Regions from separate parts of the Homo sapiens genome. Here region 1 is linked to region 2. A link is a loop called in an ENCODE intact Hi-C map of the cell type or tissue named here. Cell type or tissue: PC-3. All regions are shown on one strand. Each heading gives the region's core, and the rest is flanking DNA. Links, peaks and the distances in the headings are about the cores only. Region 1 has its middle 26 kb from the start of CNTNAP2. Region 2 has its middle 330 kb from the start of TPK1.

Region 1 (10,349 bases), core at 685-8,684, 920 kb after region 2:
TAGATGAAAAACAGATCTCTAAATCACATACCTGTAAGTTTACGGTTTTTATACAATAATTTAGATTCTATAACAGTGCCATGATATTGTATTGTATATGAGCACACAAAGTTACTATCTATTCTGCTGGGTGGACTTTTAGTCTGTTTACTGACAGTAGATTACTAAGCAGCAGAAAAAGGCTTTTAGAATAAAAATTGAGTGGCACAAGAGTCATCAATAATATTATCAAAAAATTATACTTTTAAAAAATATGAAAATCTATAAGGTTAAAATATGACTTGAAATAAGTTCTCTAAACTGTGGATACTTCTACTCCTCAAACATAACTATTTTTATTCTTTTAAAATTTATTTCCAAATCTTGTCTACATAATAGATCATACATATATATGCATTTTTTTTACATTGAACCATATGACCTTGCCATTTTTTACCTACAAAAATAGTAATTTCACAGAGCTGAAGCCACTATTTCCACCATTTCACATTAATATATTTTCTGATTTGTTTTAGATTTGCTTTTGTAGCAGCATATTTTTCCCAAAGCCATTTCGAGGAAAATTGTCTCTGTAAGTAACATGGTAAATCAATGCTGAAATTTTTACCCCAACAGTCTTAAAATATAAAGCCACTTTTCCAAATTTGTAAACCTAGCTTGAGAAATGTAAGTATTGGAAAAAATATTTTATATTATTACTGAATTTTTGTGTATTTTAAGTAGTCATGGTCTACCAATTGCTCCTAGCAATAAGGTATTGAAATTGTATTTGGTACTTAGTTTTCCTTTTATTGTTTTTAATAGTCCCTTCACTTTGATTCCAAAACTATTGGTTATATTCGTTAAGTGAAAATGAATTATATCTCCTCCAAGAGCCATGGAAAAATATTATTTAATAATAATTATGATTTTTATCTCTAATCTGTAACAAAATTTTGGATATAAATCTTAATATAGATTATAATCAGTAATATCTTTCATTTAAGCAGTTAAATTAAACATCGACCCTTCATAAATCTGATATGGATTTAATACAAGGTAATATATGTTTATTATGCAAAATAACTAGATAGATAATTCTACAGAAAGATCAGAAACAACTGATATTTTCAGGTAAATTCAATTTTTTATTAAATTTTTGGCAATGATTTCTACTGTATTTTTATGTAGTACATAATTAAATGGGAGTAAAAGGTAGCGTTGTATCTATATAATTTTAATGTCCATTAAAATTTTCATGTCTATTAAAATGTCTTTATTTTCAATACTGCAGTCATATTACAGCATAATGTTTAAAGGGGTTTTACATATTATGAACTTAGTAAAATATGCTTTCAAAATAGTTTAATTTAGGGATACTATGTGATCTAATGCAACAATACATCCCTAAGAAATATTACATGCTTAGAAACAATATTAAGAAACCCATCTAACTTGCCTGAAGCAGAAAACCACTTAAGTTAGCTAAGCTCAAAATAGAGAAATTGCTAATGGGATCTATTGCGGATTCGTCACCTAAGGGAAAGGGAAATATAGCTAGGCACAGGAAGACTGGAAATAAAATCATGGATGGAAGCTTTTCTTTTGTGGCCCACTGTCTCTAATGCACTCGTCTCTATCATACCGGTCTCTCCTTCTTCTCTCTGCTTATGTGCCAAGCATCCCTGTCCAAGAATCATTCTATGTAAATTCACCTCGTACTGATCCATGTGTGTGTTTGGGGACATTTTTATAAATGGTGAAGTTTTTACATATATATTGGGATTATATTTGGTTTATTTTTTGCTATGGTCAGATGTACATACATCTAGATTACAGGGATGCACATCATTTATCATGGAGATCACAGGACCTATGATATTCATATTTGTATGAAGAAATAGAAAGATAAACATATGTTTAAATATATTTCAGAAAATAGAGTAGATACAGAAGCCCCCAGATATGCAAATTGACACTTTTTAAATGTTTACTTCTGAGCATGCGTACCAGATATCATTTCTTTGTAACAGTCATAAATTTTTCAGGGACAAGTTCAATAAGCCAAGTGAAATTTTTATGGATATTTGAACTACATGTTTTAAGCATGTTTTCATAGTTTGCCACTTGTGTTTTTAAATCAAATATTATTAAAATATAAAAAGTTATTGTAAAAAGACTTGTATTTAAAATGAAAGAAAAATAATTTGTTTCATTTTAAGTACCATATATTAAGTAGGCAGTTGCTAGATCCTGAGAAGCAAATCTGCATGAATCTCAAGCAATATACAATTTATAATCACTTACTGCACTTAAATAATTAATTGAGTAATGACTTTGTTGACTGAGTAGAATGTTTGTCTACAGAACGTTGCTAGTTATGTGGGTTACTCTCCAATGTATCCTTATTTGTAAAATGATAGAGTTTTTACTGCAATATTAACTATTATAAAAACATAAATTCTATTTTTCATAACATGTTCAGGGTTTTTTATTACAAATTATTTTAAAACTTTAAAAAGTTAATTTATCTTATACAACGATAACAACTCTTTTCATTGTTTTTCAAATATATTTTTCCACTATATCTTATACATTCTTTAAAATATTCAATTAATATTCAAATTATATTTTCTTCATATTAAGCTTTGATATAGTTAGAGAATTTTGTTTTGTTTTGTTTTTGTTTTTGTTTTGCGACGGAGTCTCTCTCTGTCGCCCAGGCTGGAGTGCAGCGGTGCGATCTCAGCTCACTGCAAGCTCCACCTCCTGGGTTCACGCCATTCTCCTGCCTCAGCCTCCCGAGTAGCTGGGACTACAGGCGCCCGCCACCACGCCTGGCTAATTTTTTGTATTTTTAGTAGAGATGGGGTTTCACCGTGTTAGCCAGGATGGTCTCGATCTCCTGACCTCATGATCCCCCACCTCGGCCTCCCAAAGTTCTGGGATTACAGGCGTGAGCCACCGCGCCCCACCAGTTAGAGAAATTTTAAATGACTAAAGTAGAGGAAAATACTGAAAAATATTATTTTGTGTAAATAATCTTAAGTACAGTTTTCAAGTATTGAATGGCTTGATAACAAGTTTTTCTGTTTGTAATTTAAAAAGTCACTAAAATTATGTGCACTGCAATGGGATTAAGTTAATATCGTTTTTTAAATATTTTAAATTTATTTTTCTTGGAAATTAGGATAAAATCAAATTACAATGGTGATATATCCTGCTTTTTATCTGATCCATGTTTCATCACATTAGTAAAAACTGATAATGTAACTATTGATTCAGAACTTACTCTTTATCAAGGAAAGTGTTAAGTCAATGTACTGTTTCATTTCAGTTTCCGTCAACTCTATGTATTAGGTATTATTATCCCCTCCCACACCTGCCTATTAGCATAGTAGGAAGCAGGGGTTCAGAAATATTAGCACCTTGTGCAAAACCACTATTTTTGCACAAGTAGCATTTTGTTGTTGTTTTGTTTTGCACAATGTTTTTGTTTCGTTTTGTTTTCTTTAGTTTTTGCTACTGGTGGTGGAGCCAGGATTCTAATGGGCTGTTTCTCCACAGCTCTGATCTAAGCCTCCCATTATGGAGAATCTTCAGAGGAGCACACGTCTTTGCTGGCTGGCATATCAACATTCATGATCCTGGCATGTGGAAGAATACTCTGATTATTGCCCAAGACATTAGCATTAAAAATTCCTTCTAAGGCATTTCTTTATTCTTAAGTAAATCCTGTTAAGGAAAAATAGGAATGTATAAGCGATTAATAAATTAAGGTGAGTTACTTTCTAATTTGACAGAATTGGGAGCTTTTAGCAAATAAGGACATTGCCCAGAGAGGAAAAGCAGATAATTCAGAGTGCTCAGAAGCTAGAGTTGGCTTTTTAGGGGAACTAACTTAAGAGTAAAGAGACTCCTTTATGTCTATTTATTGTTTATGAAATTGATGTAGATGTTACTTTAATAATTGACTTACATAACATTATTGATATTTTTCTACCCTGATTTTTCAAGTGATCTGTGTTCTTTATATTTTGACTTCTCTATAATATTTTGCACAAATGATAATCAGAAATCACAATGTGCTAAGTCTAAATGAACTTTAGAAAGAGAATGACAAACAATTTGATTCAAGATTAACATTATAATTGACATTCTTAAAAAAATATTTCAGCATTACTACATAAGGATCATGTTACTTTTGTAATTTTTCTATTGTTATGTGATAAATCAAAGAGGTAAAGAAAAATAAAGGATACAAGACAAATGATTAGAGTTCATTGTAAGCTGGGAAGAAAGCAATTCTTGTTAACTAAGTCAAATTGAAAGCGAATACACCTAAGAAAGTGTAAAGATCACTATTACATTTTGTCTAATGGGTACATCAAATTAATGCAAATTACTCCTGCCCCCAAAAAGGGTTCATAAATGAGAAGTTTTCTAAGGCAAAAGTGTCATTGTAGTGTAACTTTGAGTAGGTACATGTCCCTATCAGCTGATCTTATCTTCCAAGCCTACAATTATTAATCCTCTGTGTGTAGTGCTTAAAATGTGGTACTTCACATAAGAGGGCTGTAAAGAAAGAACGAAGACTTGTAAAGTGCCAAAGGGAGAGGATCTCAGGTCCATTTGGTTGATTAACAGTCGTTATTACGAGGAAAATTACAGGAAAGAATCTGTAGCCCAGGACAGAGCTCTTAACTCCAGATTGCATGATATTGGGAATATAACCAGAGCAGAGTTCAGATGAAAAGCCTGGCAGCGGTGACCAGTGGTATTAAAACACATAGTGATCTAATAAATAGCCCTTCATGTTGCTCAGTGGTTGGGGAAGGCTTCTAATTCACAAGGCGAGTTACTCTCTAATAATTGGAAACTATTATCTGGCTTCTAAAATCCACTTCAGACATCTATCTGTTTGGCCACAACAAAATCTGATAAGATCTTGATGAACAAGATGAAACAGCTCCACCTTAAGCAGGTGAGTGGGACATAGCACACTCGCCACCTAGTGGATATTCACTGTACTTTTCGTCTTTTTTATTCATCTGTTCTAGAATAAATGTAAACCACACATTTCATTTTATAAAATGAAAGTGTGTGTGTGTTTGTTTCTGTTGCCTGATACTGTGGTCAAGACTATTCTGACATATATTTTACAATCTGAATAGTTTGTAAAATGTGAAAAATCCCTTACACAGATGAATATAAAATTTGGCTAGATCAGATTAATCAAAGCTTGTCCTGTAAAGAGGGTCAACCCTTGTAAAAGCTTCTCCTGCTGATTCTTCCTTTTATTTATGACCTTTGTCTAATCTTGGGGTCACTGAAAATGCATCGTCCCTGCTGGAACTTTTATCTAGTTTCTATCCAATATCCATGTGAGGTGGAGTTGCTCTCTCATCTAAATGTCTTGATTTGAAAACAGAGTTCCTGTCTTCCATGAGTTGGGAATAACTAGTGCAGTTTTACCTTTTTAAAATCTTTTCCCCTGCTATATTGCCTCTTCATCAAGGTACTCGTTCAAGACCCAAAAATATAAATCTCCAATATTGTAAATTTAAGCTTGATGATACACCAAAGAGCAGCTGTTTTAGGATATTTCAGGCCTTCCCAGCACCTATCAGATTGCAGGAGAGCTGCCAATCTGCTCTTTCATGATGCTAGTCATGGCCTCGGAGTTTCATTTTACCATCTGGCACATCAGGATCACCTCCCCAGATAGTAATCATCATGCCAACAATAATACAGTGAAATCAGAGTTGGAGGATTGCAAAGAATTTTAAAGGTTATTGCATACGCTACCAGAGTTTTCAGGACTGCTTGGTGCTTGTCAATTTCATAACCCCATATCTGATGACTGGCTAAGTTTTCTCTGCTTTGTCCTCAGAAGCCTAACACCCATGCCACTGATATGTACTCATGAAGGCGGTTTCATTAGTGACCCACTGCTGTTCCATACTAGGCAGAGAGTGAGTTACCCAGAAGTATCCACCTATATGCTAACATTTCCCCTACACCGCTGAATAAAATGTATTTCCCCATACTTGTATTTGAGGGCCAATAATAATTGATGGCTTCTGTTGTTGCCATAATCCACTTTTCTAAGAACCTTTTATATCACTCCAAATTTCATTTCCGCTTTGGTACATTTATGCTCCTTGTGTAAAACCCCTACCCTATTCTCAGTTTACCTAGTGTAAACTTTTAACCACATGAATCAAACATCAACCCATACAATGAATTTTGCTTGGCAAAAAACAATCACAGCAAAATAGAATCTGGAAAAATAATGTAGCTCATAGGAGGAAATGACATTAATATGTAATTAACGACATTAATGACAATATGCGTACAGATTCACCATTAAATATAATTAGGTTCTCTTATACATTGTAACATGGTGATGATTCTGCAGTATAAGTGTTATACTTAATCAGCAAAGGTTTTTACATGAAAACTCTGGGACTGAATTCTAGCAAATGTTCATACAGACTAAACAAGTTTGCAAGCCTGGAAACCCAGGACCAAGAAGCATAAAATGGAGAGATAAGATGGTGCGTGCGTGTGTGTGTGTGTGTGTGTGTGTGTGTGTGTGTGTGTGTGTGTGCTCATAGGTTAAAAAAAATGCTGAGTAAGTGACTATTTTTTCAGAAACTTCAGGCAATGGCCTAAAATTTAAACATTTTCAGTCCTGCAGCTTATATCACTTGTGCCCAATTTGATATAGATATCAAACTATTTCTCTCTTCTCTCTCTTTCTCTTTTTTTTCATCACATGCCAATGAAAAGAAAATTGAGAAGATTCATATTGGAAACATTTTCAGCCACCCAAAATGACACATCAGTAGTTTTGGTGACCCAGTGGTGTGATGGGATCAGCTTGTACCAGCTTATGAGAGCTGTATGACCCAAGTGTTAAATAGTCAGGAAGCAGTCAGTTGTTAAACACAGCCATTCTTAATTTCTTAAAGGTTATATGCCTTTACAATTAAATAAATTCTATAAAAAACAATTATATACTAACATTAAAAAGTCACCAATTTCTAATTTTAAATGTTTTATTATTTATGCTTTTGAGATTATGTATGTCTATTTCAACAATATGACGGAAATAATGTAAAATGATGAACTACTGTATATCCCTTTGTAACTCCTTATTCAGTGATGTCATGGTAATACGTTTAAATCAGCCTTGGTGAGGGTATCTACAGCATGAAAATCAACATATGTTACAATTCAAGGCTTTTTACTCTAGGGAGCTAGCTTTAAACATCTACCAGCATCTCAGTGGATGATAACATAATGTGGATACACAAGGCCCAGATTCCAAATTTAGTTCTGTTATATTGGCCTGTTTATTAAACTTTAAAGCCTCATTATACTGATCTACAAAATGAAGTGTTGAAGACATGGATTCTTGTAAAGACATTACATTTTAAAATCGAGTTCAACTTTGCTTCCTAATGGGCATAAAGGTAGCATAAAGCAGTGACATCAAACCTACAGAAAGACAACATATTTTAAAATGGCATATAATATATCTCAATAATGTACCTACTTTAGTGGGAGAAGTTTTATTTAAAAAAAGAGATGTTCAGGAAAAAATTCAGATGACTTGATGAGCAAATAGGTTATATTTATAAAATATATAACAATTTAACTTTGCCCATGTGGTCACTTTATCCTACGTAGAAATTGACTTATTGTTTTCCATATTACTTTTTGAAGGAGCTGAAACTCAAATAAAATAGAAATCCACAAATGATGTTTTCCTATTAGTAGGTTAAATTTATTAAACATTATGTAACTATAGTATTTAAATTGACCATTGAAATGCATTTATCGTACTTTATTTCATTTCCTTGTTATAGACACTGAAACTTTGCTTGCAATAGAGAGATGTTTCTGTTTTAAATCCTTTCACATGTTAATTGCAACATGAAAGCAATGTTTAAGAGAATCTTTTTTATAAAGGAAAATTGTTCTTTTCAAAAAAGTAAATAGTAGCTCCATTCTTACATGATAGGGAGTAGAAAGAATAGTAGAAAAAACATTTGACAACATATCTGAAAAACTAAGTGTTTGTCCCAGTTTTATAACTTATATGCTATCTGAAGAAGAAAAAAAAGTATCTTGGGTAGAATGAACTCTCAGTAAAAACATGTATTTTCAGGAGAATGAATTTAGTTTTTAAATAACCACTTCCTCTTACAATTTATTAATATAAAATCTTCTAAATGTCATAGAAATCAGTACAAATGTTAATCGCTGCTAACTTACTTTTGAATATATCGACATTGACAAATATTAGAACACTTTACTTCTTAAAACTATAGTGGTTGCTTTGCAGAAATGGAGTCAATCAGGCATCTCCGATACTGGCACGTGGTAGATAATAAAACGCATGGAGTGAACGAACACTGAGATGAGTGTTAATCATTTCTTTTATTGAGATTCACCCTCACAGTCCCAAGTGAAGAAACAAAGTGAGAAGGGCCTTAGAGTTGAAAAGGTAATTTAACATTAATAGCAAAATGCAAACATACACTCCACTTTGATTCTTTCTATTTTTCGCTGGTTTGAAGCACTTACAGTCACCCAGTCAACTGGACTTAATTGAGTGTGCCATCATGCATTGCCCTGCACTAGGTACCATGCAGAGGAAGGCAGAGTCATAGTCCCTGTCTGGGGAAATCCATAATGGAATATCCATAAGAGTACCACCGCTGTAGGATTTTATATATACGTGTGTGTATTTGTGTGTGTGTGTGTGTATATACGCACATATATACATATATATAATACGATATATGTATATACATATATATATCAAGCTTCCCAACCCAGTATTATAAGGCAATTTCTTAAAGTTGATTTGTGATTGAGTACAAGATTTAACACTTCCCCTTCCTGTAAGCATCATGGTTCCTAAGCCTTGTATGTTCAAGACACCTGTCTATGGTGAAGGCTGCAGGCTGTGAACTTCAAAGTGGAATGATCTCTGCCACCTCACACTCACAAAACTCCTGGACTTCTGAGCCCTGATGTACCTCTGCTTGCGGTGGTGATCTCATATTCTCATGGATGCCTCTCACATGGGAAGACTTAATTTCCTGACTATTGTCTCAGTCTTGGGTCTTTCCCCAGTTGTGGTGGCAGAGAGCTGAAGGACTTGGAAACATTATTCAGTGTTCCAATTATTAGGAAAAATGCAAGCAGATGGAGCAGGGAAATAATATCTTTTGCTAATTATTCGAATGGATGAGCTGACAGAACTTTACACTCTCCCAAGAGAGCCAAAGGGTCATGGATCTCCGGCCAATTCTGGCCAAGCTGGCCGGCTGCCACTGAGCACAGAGGCTGCCGTCTGCCTTTCTCTTCTGGTCACCTGAGGCATTTGTGGGAGAGCCCTTACACTTTTTCTCTCTTTCTTTGGCTTTTGCTGTTGTTTTAATGATAGTTTGAGTCAATGACAGACTCTCTGTTAAGTGTTAGGAAAACATTTTAAAATCTAGTTTACTAAATGTAGAAGCGTAAATGTATGTTTAAACATCTACATGTGCTTTTGGTATATGTCATAATATTTCTATACATTATTTTTCTTGCAAATAATGTATAGAAATATCATGATTTTCCCATTCTCTGAGGTATTCATTAATCCCTCCAAATCCTCCGCCTCCCTAAAGATTTCTCTTCCTACCTCGCTCTGGTTGCTCAGCATTTCCACAGAGCACTGATGGCACTACACTTACAAGTTTAATTTGTGCACAAGCCTGTTAGCTCACTTCTGTTCAACAGCTTTCAGCTGCCCTCCTAACCCTACACAGATGTCTCACAAACTCATGTTCCTGCTCATGGAGGACAGGCAAACTGAGCAGGGTAAATCTATCACCCCAACAATGCAAAGCCCTTGACCTGGTGAAGGTGAGTCGGTAACACCATGCCCATATGCAAAGCAAGCACATCACATACTACATGCTCTTCCCAGGTTTAGTATTGCAAATTCTACACATTTGCAGAAAATATGTAAGCCCTCTATCTACCTTTTCCACTTCATTGAGCCTCTCAAAGGCCCTAGCATTACCTCTCTCTCACACCATTACCTCCTGTACAAATGAGCTACTTCTGAGGTTCATGCTCCTTGTCTTCCAAGAAATACTCTCTTTCCTATCATGCCACAAGACCCCTTTTTAAAATCCAAGGAAACATTCTGTACTAAGAAAAATAATGTGATGAAGTGAACCACTTAATTTCAGGTAATGTTTCCAACCCTTCATAACGTAAAGATATCAAAATGAGAGTTTTCCAACAAAAAAGTTCAGAAAAGCAATATATAAATGTGAAATGATAAAAACATAGAATTC
Region 2 (10,349 bases), core at 1,481-9,480:
ATGTTAGGGGACCACAAAAATGTTTTAATTTCTTTTAATATCAGAAGAAAAATGAATATAGTTTGGTCTGGATTGTATTAATCTTTTTGCCAATATTATAATACAATATATATATGTGTCTATCTATTATATATGTGTCTATTACTGCTGTATCTTCTACGTATCTTATAGAGGAAGGGACTGACAAAGATGCCTAAGACCCATGGAAGTCACAGTGTAGGCCTGTGTGAAACAAAGTTAATTACTCTCTTATCACTTCCTGTTGCATTTAGGATAAAGACCCAAATCCTTTCATGTCAGAGAAGGCTTTTTAAACCCTTCAAACACATTTTATACCTTTGCCTCAAAATCACTATTTGATGAAATAAGCACTTTCAGTTTCTAGACAAACCTAACCTTTCCCCCTCAGAGCCTCCTCTGTCTGGAACATTCTCCTCCGACTAGTCTTTGGTCTTCTTCTGTCCATTCTTCAGGCTTCAGCTGAAGTGCTGCTTCCTTGGAGGACTCTTCCCTGCCACTCTTTTCATAAGCTCCTTTCCATAACCCCAGAACTGTAATTCGAATGGTGGAGTATTTTTTTTTTTTGAGATGGAGTCTCACTCTGTTGTCCAGGCTGAGGTGCAATGGCACAATCTCAGCTCACTGCAACTTCTGCCTCCCAGGTTCAAGCAATTTTTGTGCCTCAGCCCCCCGAATAGCTGGGACTACAGGTGTGCACCACCACGCCAAGCTAATTTTTTTTGTATTTTTAGTAGAGACATGGTGTCGCCATGTTGGCCAGGCTGGTCTTGAACTCCTGGCTTCAAGTGATCCACCCATCTCGGGCTCCCAAAGTGGTGGGATTACAGACATGAGCCAATGTGCCTGGCCCAAGTGGTGGAGTATTGGTCACTCAGTTGTTTGATGATTATTAATTTAATATTTACTCTCCCATTTCGCAGTGTGGCCTAGGAAGAAGGGCATTGTTCATTTTGATCACCACTGTAGCTCAAGAGCCTAGAACACTCCCAGGCCTGAGCTTTCAGACGATATTTGCAGAAGAAATTAATAGCTTTCAATTGATTAAATATACTAATACATTTGAGAATGTTTATAAAAAAAGAAACTAAAATGTTTCATTATATCTAAGTTTGGGGCACACTACTTCAGATTTCCTCTTCCTTTTACTTTATTATTAGAAAAGGTATTAAATACGGTGCAACTGTGAGCTAAAAGTTTAACAGCAGGCTTGGCAACTCAATGACTCAAAAACTCAAAGACAGGAAAGAAGGTTTTAAAATCTTATTAATTTTAGTTGAACCTTTGGAAATTGAATGATATTTTTTCCTTTTCTTTTCAGGGACAAAAACAACCTAAGAGGCCAGGAAGTTTATTCCTATGAAATGTTGCTTCTCCAAAGGCCATCTCAACTCGATTACACATTTTCCAAATAAAATCTCTTATATAAAAGCTTTTCTTGGGGTTTATCTTTCTCGAAAGTGATATAACTTCAGATAGAAGCTGATTTGACCAACCAAATGACTTTGACTCAGTCTTCTGGTTGATCATTATCATGTAAGAAAACTCAGGTAATTCCAGATAAACCAATGTTTTTTTAAAAATTGTTTAGTCGTTTATTTATTTATTTATTTTTATTTTACTTTAAGTTCTGGGATACATGTGCAGAACGTGCAGGTTTGTTACATAGGTATACATGTGCCATGGTGGTTTGTGGTGGGGGAAGGGGAGGGAGAGCATTAGAGCAAATACCTAATGCATGCGGGGCTTAAAACCTAGATGATGGGTTGATAGTTGAGACCAATGCCTTTTATTTGGTTTTGGCTTTGTTTTGATTCAATTGTTAAGCAAGTGTTTCTCTTGCTTAAGAGAAAAAGTATAATCTATTTTTTCCTATGAATTCCTGTTGCTGACTGTGCAACCTGATTTCGTGAAAGGCGCCCTGGACCTGGCAGATCTATGCAAAGCACACCTAATAGAACCTTGATTTTAAACAAGGCATGAATGAGTCCTCCCTGAGCTAAATGTCTCAGCTGGTTATAGGCATCTTGGACCGTCTTCCCTGCTCCTGAGACAAATATTTTTCTACACATGGCAGCTGAAGGGCAAGCTAGGAGGCACCTAACTAAGTTTGCAATATACTAGCAACAACTCCAGTATGAGAGAAGGGGAAAAGACCAAAGGGGCTTTCTTTGGTGTAAGCTGTTAACTTGTTGGAGAGATTCCAAATAATGTTTTTGAAATAATACTGTGACTTTGAGTTTCTTTGTCCTTTGAAAGTTTTGTTTCTAAAACAAAAGGCCAGGATTAATCTCAACCCTGTTGCATTAATACAAGTTGGTGAAGCCTGCTTTATCTGCAAGAAAACACCAAGTCCTACTACATGATGAGGTTAAGCGTTGGGGATCTGAAAGTTTTAGGAAAAAGGTCAAATAATAAATGTTGTAACAATTCTTAAGGGCCAGTCTCAGGGACTTTAAAAGCCTGAAGCTACTTAAAGAAGCAGTTTGTTCATGACTGACACAAAGGTAACATTTCTTTTGCAAAGTGCGAGCTGGGAGTTAGGGCATTTCTGTTCTCAAAAAGAGGTAGGTCACCTTAAGCACTTTGGTCTGTCTTTGACTTGCCCCAGGAACTCAAGGTTCAAGGATTTTTCTGTTGTTCATGGAGGTTCTTCTATATTTCTGCCTATATTAGGTTTAGATAAGAATATAATTTAATCTCAAAAGTCAATTACTTATTAAAAATCTTGTCAGCAACATAAAAACCCAAGGAATTTGATTAATAAAAAATTTGAAAATATTGATTTTATTTATATTATAGGTATCTCTGAATAACTCAGTAATGTTAACGACTTCATTTGTTATCCATTTATCCTGCAAAGAATGTAATAATCATAAGACTATAGGAAATAATATTCATTAAACATCAGACATATACTGAATATTACCATTATTGATAGAGTTTGAAAATAAACTTTACTTTTGAGGTACTTAATCTAAGGCAATATACATTACTGACTTCTTTGAAAAATGAAGTAAATTCTTCCCTCTGCTGAGTAGATCTGTGGAATTAAGCAATTCATTGGGACTCAGTTTTCTCATCTGTGAAATAATAAAATAAAAACTCAGAGTGAGCATTAGGGTGTATTATCTCTAAGTTGCCTTCTAGCTCAATCACTTTATGATTCTAAGTAATATATCTTCATTCCAATGTAAATTTTTCTCAACAATAGAACACTTAACTGTTCATTTTACAAATATAACTTAAGCTTTGTAAGCCAGAGCTGCTAAAAAAGCAATGAGAACCTAATTTGATGAAAGGGAACAGAAGTATTCAAATTTGACATATTGCCTTTACAAGTATTAATAAAAAAATCAAATAATACACAATTCCCCACTCTTCAGTGATTGCAGGATAAGAAAGTAGTATTACTGCTTTTCATGCATGCTCCTTTTCTGTTTCCAATTACTGCTTAAATCAGTGGCAAAAAAGATTTCCCTTGAAATATGTTAGCAACTTCCTTCATTTTCTGCAAATAGAAATAACTATTTAGTTTAAAGGAAGGACCTGAAATAAATATCACTGATAGCACTTTAACATTAGTGCTAAAAATGAGATTTTAAAAGATAGGTTATTGCTATGACTCTATTATAATAAAAAATCTATATTTGGAACAACATAGACTATATTTGAGAAAATATAGACAAGGCCTTTTAAATGATCCCAATATTGTAAGATAGTAGATCATTCTGTAAGTTGCAAGGATCTCTGTCTTTGTGGGTGGAGAAAAAGGAAAGTGATGGTCTGACTGCAGTTATCTGGGAGAAATGACAATTACAGGTAGAGAGGGACCATTCCTGTGCCAAATAGGTTAATTTTTGGCAGAGAGACTCTCCTTGATCTAGTAAAATTAATGAGGCTTTTACTGAATTAAACCAACTTGGTGAGTTTTGCTAAAGCTTTGGAGGCTGTCAAAATCCTGCCAACAATAGACACTGGAAGAGTTTGAAAGAAAGAATAAGCATCTCTTGAATAATCAGGAACTTTAAAGAATATTAAATATATAAGTGAATAGAATTAAGAAAATGAATGTATATTTTAATAATAAGGCAAATTTTCAGAGTTTCAAAGCATAAAATGCTTTTTAATTTTTTTCCTTAAGCTTTTTACTATAATATTGATTAAAGAAAAATATAAAGACCAAAGGGGCAAAACAACCTAGCAATCAATGCCACAATTATTTAAAACCTAAGAGGTAAGAATTACCATTATTATATACAACCTAAGGGGTAGAAACTGTATTTAGTGACCTGTGCCTCTGTGATCTGAGGTTTTTCTTTCCAAAATTTGTCTCTTGCTGAGGAAATGTGCCTGTAAGCCCATGCTCACAGATTGTTGTACAACTGCGGGGATGATTCTAAGTAAAACTGTGACTTCAGCCTTTGCCTTGAGCTCCCAATTCAGCTTCTCTTCCCACGTTCAGGTAACGTGCACTTCCCATTTCTCATGAATCCCTCCCTCCCACCACCCGCCTCGTTCACCAGGATCTGCTGGTCTGACATCTATGTTTCATAATTAATAGAGTACACTCATGTTGGTAAGAAACCAGAGGGAATAAGGCTCCAAAATTGCTCATTCCTTTCACAGCCTGTTATTTTCATCAACTGTTATCAATAGTTCCCAGATTGGCAGATTTTATAGCCCAGTAAAAATCCAACAACCACCACAAAATGAGATTGTGAAGGGGAAAGAGAGAGCAGTAAAATAGAGCTATCAGTTCAGGGTTGGGTTGATAAGAAGAGAACCTCCACACACATGCACTCAAACACACACTTACATCCACAGCCACCCACACTCACACCCACACAAACACCCCTCTACACACACACAAACTCATGCTCTCACGCACAGTCACCTACACTCATCCACGCTGATATCCACACTCACACATATCCACAGAAACACAGCCCGCACACCCACACACTCTCACTCATATTTCCACCCACAGTCACCCACACCACCGATACTCATGCACACTCACAGCCACAGCCATAATCACAGACAAACACACCCCTCACACACTCAGATACACACACACCTACAGCCAGCTACACTCACCCACACACACACTCAGGCACACCTGCACACACTCAAACACACACAAAACCCCACTCACGCACACTTGCTATGCGGCCCCAGTACATATAACCACAGCACAGAAATCAGTAGGCACGAGGGAGCCCCACAGAGCATGAGGGGATGCAAAGTATTTCAGTGTGGCTTTCCCTTCCCCTTGCTTCTCTAGAGAGCACGTGGCTGTTGGTGATCTCTTCCAAGCTGGTAGAAACCTGCCAGCATTGAGAAGAGGCTTGATTCTTGCTCACCACAAGCCTTCCGTGGCATTCCTTTCGGCATTCCAGAAGCAGTTGCATTGATCATCTACACATTTCCATTAAGGAGACGTCTATATCACCTGCACTCATGTCCAGATTTTTGAACCAACTCAACCTAAGTAAAGTCCTATCCTTATGCTGAGGAGAGGAGAGAAAGCAAGAGGCGGTGCCTGAGTTCTCTGATACCTCTCTTAGCCTTCTCCAGGAAACCTGACTTTTTGCAAAGTAAGGGAATCAAAATGTAGTGAAATAAAACACTGCCACCTTTTTGCACCAATAGTATTAAAAATTAAAATTATTTTTTATCATTTATTATACTACTTATGATATAATTTTATTGTATATTAAAATAACATTACCATCAAAGTGTCATAATCTCAAAACAAAAGAAAGCCCTTTCACATCAGTTTCTGCAGGCCAGGGAAAGCCACATTATTGAATGAGATGTTCCCATATTACATCTGGGGCTCATTGAGCTACATCAAGGGTATTTGTCTGTTAGTAAACTGCTTAGCCGCCAGCTTTGATTTTCCATATATAACTAAGTTGCACTATGCTATCTTTCCCTTGCATTATTTTAAAGCACACAAGGTGGCGATAAGGAAGCATATAAATCCCAGGGGCTTTCATCTGACGTGAGAATTTATGAATTCAAAACAAAGCCCTTGTTTCTCAAAATTCAATTCACTTGTTTATTAAGTAAACAATTAACTATAAGTTGTTTTCCTTAATAAACAAAACTTACCACTATAACAAAATTAAGTCTACAGAGCAAAAACCAAAAGCACTATAATCCCCGAAAACAAACATTTGTTTTTGCTACGTTTCTCCTAATCTTTATTCTCTATCTTGAATGGATTTTTTTAATGAGTGATTCACTCAAAATTTCGGCTTTGTGGCATTGAAGCCAAATCATGACTTAACACCCTTTATTTAGTCCCTTGAGTCTGTCTGTGGCTTCTGCTTGTGTCTTCCAAAGTCCCCAGTTGTTCTTAGCCCACCTTTCCCAGTGCTTACCTGTGTGATGAGAACTGGTTGTTACTCCTCCCCTATTATCAGGTCTTCAAAATGACACATCTGTAAGCTGTTTACATCTCTACCTTACAGAGTGAGTTGGAGAACAGACAGAGAAGAATCAATAGTTTATACAGTGGCCCTTCTCAAATGGCATTTGCACTCAAGGACCCTAAGGTATGTGAGCAGGGCCAATGGAGCAGATTTGGGATTTAAAGACACTTTTGCTTAAATTGCAGTAGGTAGCAGTTCTCAATTTTGAATTATGAAGATGATGAAGGAGAAGACTAGTGTAGAGCTTGTGGGGAATGTAAGGGAAGGGAATAAAATGGAAATGTTACATTCAAGCAAGAATGCTTCCATCACCCTTGTGTTCTGTCATTGGGCTAAACTGGGCAGCCAGAGTGCTGTGGCTTTTGATGTGTGTCAGCTAGTCTAGTTCTTCTCAGTCCTCACTCAGAGAGATTTAAAAATGTTGATGATTCAGTTCCGCCCTCTTATAGTCTGAATTAATAGTTTTAGAATGGGGGTGTTTTTTGCTTATTTTACTTCCCCAGGTGATTTTACAGTGAAGTCAGGGCTGAGAGCCAAGGGACATAACCAGTGATATAACCAAAATATGAAGGAACATCACTTCAATCTTAGTACCTCTTCCTCAATCATGGTAAGAATTCTTGAGATGCAGTCTGTACCTGGATCAGAGGGAAAATAAGAAAATAAATCCAATTTTTTTCCATTGGCTTACATTGTTATTAAACTTTATGAATTTTAAATTCATGTATTTATAACATGTATCAACACTGTTTTATCAGAGTTGCCAGATAACCTTAGGAAATCTATTTTTTCCCCTGGAGTTTATTTATAAAAGTAAAAATATATAAATTGGGAAGACATGTTAATTATGTAAAAGAGCTTATTGTTTATTCATTGTCGTAGAGCATTAGAACTAGAGCAGACCATAAAGATCATCTATGTGTTTTTCAGACTGAAGCTGTGATCTTTTTGGGAAAAGCTGAGTGTTGCGAGAAGCTGAGGCAGGGCTTGCATGTCTGACATAATGTAAAAGAGTCTTGGAACATGTCTGGGGTCCAGGGTCTAAAACCGCTTGTGGCCTTTGACACACCAAGCTCTGTGCCAAAGGGTGGAAGTCTGGCCTGATGCACCATAATCTAAGCCCAGGGCGTAAAACCCCTCGTGGTTCCGGAATGTGTCTAGACTTACTGGCTCCTTGCTTCTAGCCCTCCCAGGCTCCTAGATCGATTGTGTCTTAGAATTGGCCATATAAATGCTAAACCATCACAGCTGTAAATCATGTGCTTAATGCAATGCTCCTTTTCAACCCCACATTCTCACTACCTGTTTCTTTGTTTGAACACCAAGAAATAGTCTGGGCTTCCAGAGCTCAGGGCCTTCGCAGCCTCCATACTTGCGTTGGCCCCCCTGGACCCACTTTCTCTCTCATACTGACTTTTCTCATTCCTTTGACTCCGCCGGACTTTGTTGCCCCCATGACCTGGTGTTGGGTCTGATCACCCCAACAGATATAGTAGAGTGTTGTGAAATCAATTTAGAAAGCTGCAACTAGCATTTTTATGCAAGAAATAATATGACAGAATAAAGTAGATTGAAAGATAAAATATCAGAGTCCATCACATGCAGTAAGTGTAAGTGTTTTGTGGATGTTTTGTGAAACTTCATTGTCATGACCTATGTCTTACAGTGGGTGGTCATCAAAATGTGTGAAAGCCACTAGTTTAAGCTGATTCTGCATCTTTACTGATGGAACAAATGGATTCCAGAGAAGCTAAGGAAATTACTCACATTCGCACAGCAGCTTGAAAAACACTGGATTAAAACCAGACTTCTGACTATTCTTGTTTTTAGGTTTCCTTTTGGGGAGTATTACGTCGCATAAAACAGGAAACTCTTTGGAAAAGCAGGTAAGTAGGATGCCTTTGTAGTCGTGTAAAGCAAAAGACTTCAAGTTTGAGGAGGCTAAACTGGAGAAAAGATAGAATTCAAATTTGTAGATGAAATGAAGCATACTAGATTCTGCTACTTTTTATTTGAACTTTTTGTTTTAGCCCAGAAATTGTTTTGGGAAGATATATTAAATTAAAGTACAAGTTGGATTGAGACATAGAGACACTGAAGAAAGAACAGATGCGTGGCTACTGGAATGTAACTGATAAATAATATCTAAGTTGTCAGTGACAATGACAATGGAAGGCAAAGAAACCCACAGGACCATTTAGATCTGTGGTAGACTGGACTTAGGAAGAGAATGACTGGAGGTCAGTATTTCTCAAAGTAAATTTGGTCATTTACATCTTAATCACTTGAGATCTTTGTTAAAATTCATATTCTTAATCCCAGCACCTTGGGAGGCTGAGGCGGGCGGATCATGAGGTCAGGAGTTTGAGACGATCCTGGCCAACATGGTGAAACCCCGTCTCTACTAAAAATACAAAAATTAGCTGGGTGTATTGGCATGAACTGAAGTCCCAGCTACTTGGGAGGCTGAGGAAGGAGAATTGCTTGAACCTGGGAGGCAGAGATTGCAGTGAGATTGCGCCATTGCACTCCAGCCTGGTGACCGAGTGAGACTCTGTCTCAAAAAAAAAAAAAAAAAAAAAGATATTCTTGGGTTCTCCTTTGGCTCTTCCAAAATGGGTGAGACCTAGGATTTTGCGTTTTCACATATGCTGCCAGGTGATTCTTATGCTCTGTAAAGTCTGAGAAGCACTGGATTCAGATATGAAAAAAAAATCAGGTATCAATTATAATCAAAATATTTCTAACTTAATTTTGTTAGTCTGTCTGTAAGTGAGGCACAATTCCAAAAGATGATGGAAGTGATGGTATAGTATATTGGAAGAAGACCATAATTGATCTGGTATATAGACTTTCTTACTACTTAGCAGGAGACAAAAATTGCCTTCTGCTCTGTGTCTAATTGCCTTTATTCATTTATTTAATCAATCCATCACTCAACATTGAATGCTTCCTATATGCCTGGCACTCTGTTGAGCTCTGGGAATGAAAAGGTGAGCAGAGGATTATATTAGAAACATAATTCAATTTACTGTCATACCCAACATCTCTCCCAGTTTAACAGCTTCTCCTTTAGTTCTTGGAAAATACAGGCCCCTGTTCCCTTTGGCACACTCTCATTCCCAAGTCACAACCAAATGGGTCAGGAATGTGCACCTGCCCTGACACCAGGCAATCAATTGACGAGATGCTCTCTCTTCAGAATTTGAAGATGGTGACATTATGGCTGTAGTCAGTAAATTGCTGAGTGTAAGTGTATGAGTTATGACTTTATATCCAAGTGATGGTCACAGCTTCTTCATGGCTAAGTCCTTCAGACCTTAGTTTACATGTCACTTTTTAAATAAGTCCTTAATGACCTCCTAGAATGGCTCATATTTCTCCCTTGTTTCCCTCATAACAATTGGAATAATTAATTGTGATAATTATTTATTGCCAATTTTCTCCCACCAGAATATATTTCATGAAGGCTGGGTTACTTCTATGTTGTCTTAAAATAGCTCTATGCTTTGCAACATAAAAAATGTTTAATAAATGCATCATTACAAAATTTACTTGAATTCATTCCATATTTAATAATTTTAAATGGGCCCAAATAGGTCTTAGTTTTAAGATTTTCTTAAACAGTTGTGGAATGATCTAGTTTTCTAGTTTACTTTCTTCCAGCACCTACTATTGTGAAGAGCCAGAAACCAGATTACATCACCCTTGTCATTATACTTGAAATGTTTCTTATCTCCTGCTTGATTTGTTCAAAAAAATGAAGGATCCTTGAACCCCATGAATGCATTATGAAAGGCCTAAGGTTTCAAACACTTTCTAATAATTTGTTTCCCTTTCTTTATCTAAATAAATAGTTGCCTTTGATTTCATTGCTCATATTTTCCA

What was found. Hi-C counts contacts between places; a loop is a spot of excess contacts. Peaks named below come from ENCODE experiments on the same cell type or tissue, not always from the same donor. Only the 100,000 strongest peaks of a DNase experiment are listed, where the experiment ranks them.
Region 1: it touches region 2 in a loop (18-fold over the local background); 5 of 110 quality-filtered maps call a loop at or near these places.

The regions. Positions count from the first base shown.
Region 1 is chr7:146,085,258-146,095,606 of GRCh38, forward strand. No RefSeq gene overlaps it. Among named protein-coding and RNA genes, the nearest start is that of CNTNAP2, 26 kb to the right of the region's middle. In PC-3, for the core only: a CTCF peak has its summit at 4,984 (motif pointing left); a DNase peak (open chromatin) is centred at 4,974.
Region 2 is chr7:145,164,118-145,174,466 of GRCh38, forward strand. No RefSeq gene overlaps it. Among named protein-coding and RNA genes, the nearest start is that of TPK1, 330 kb to the left of the region's middle. In PC-3, for the core only: a CTCF peak has its summit at 5,990 (motif pointing right); no DNase peak of the experiment used is centred there; H3K27me3 peaks cover 1,006 bases.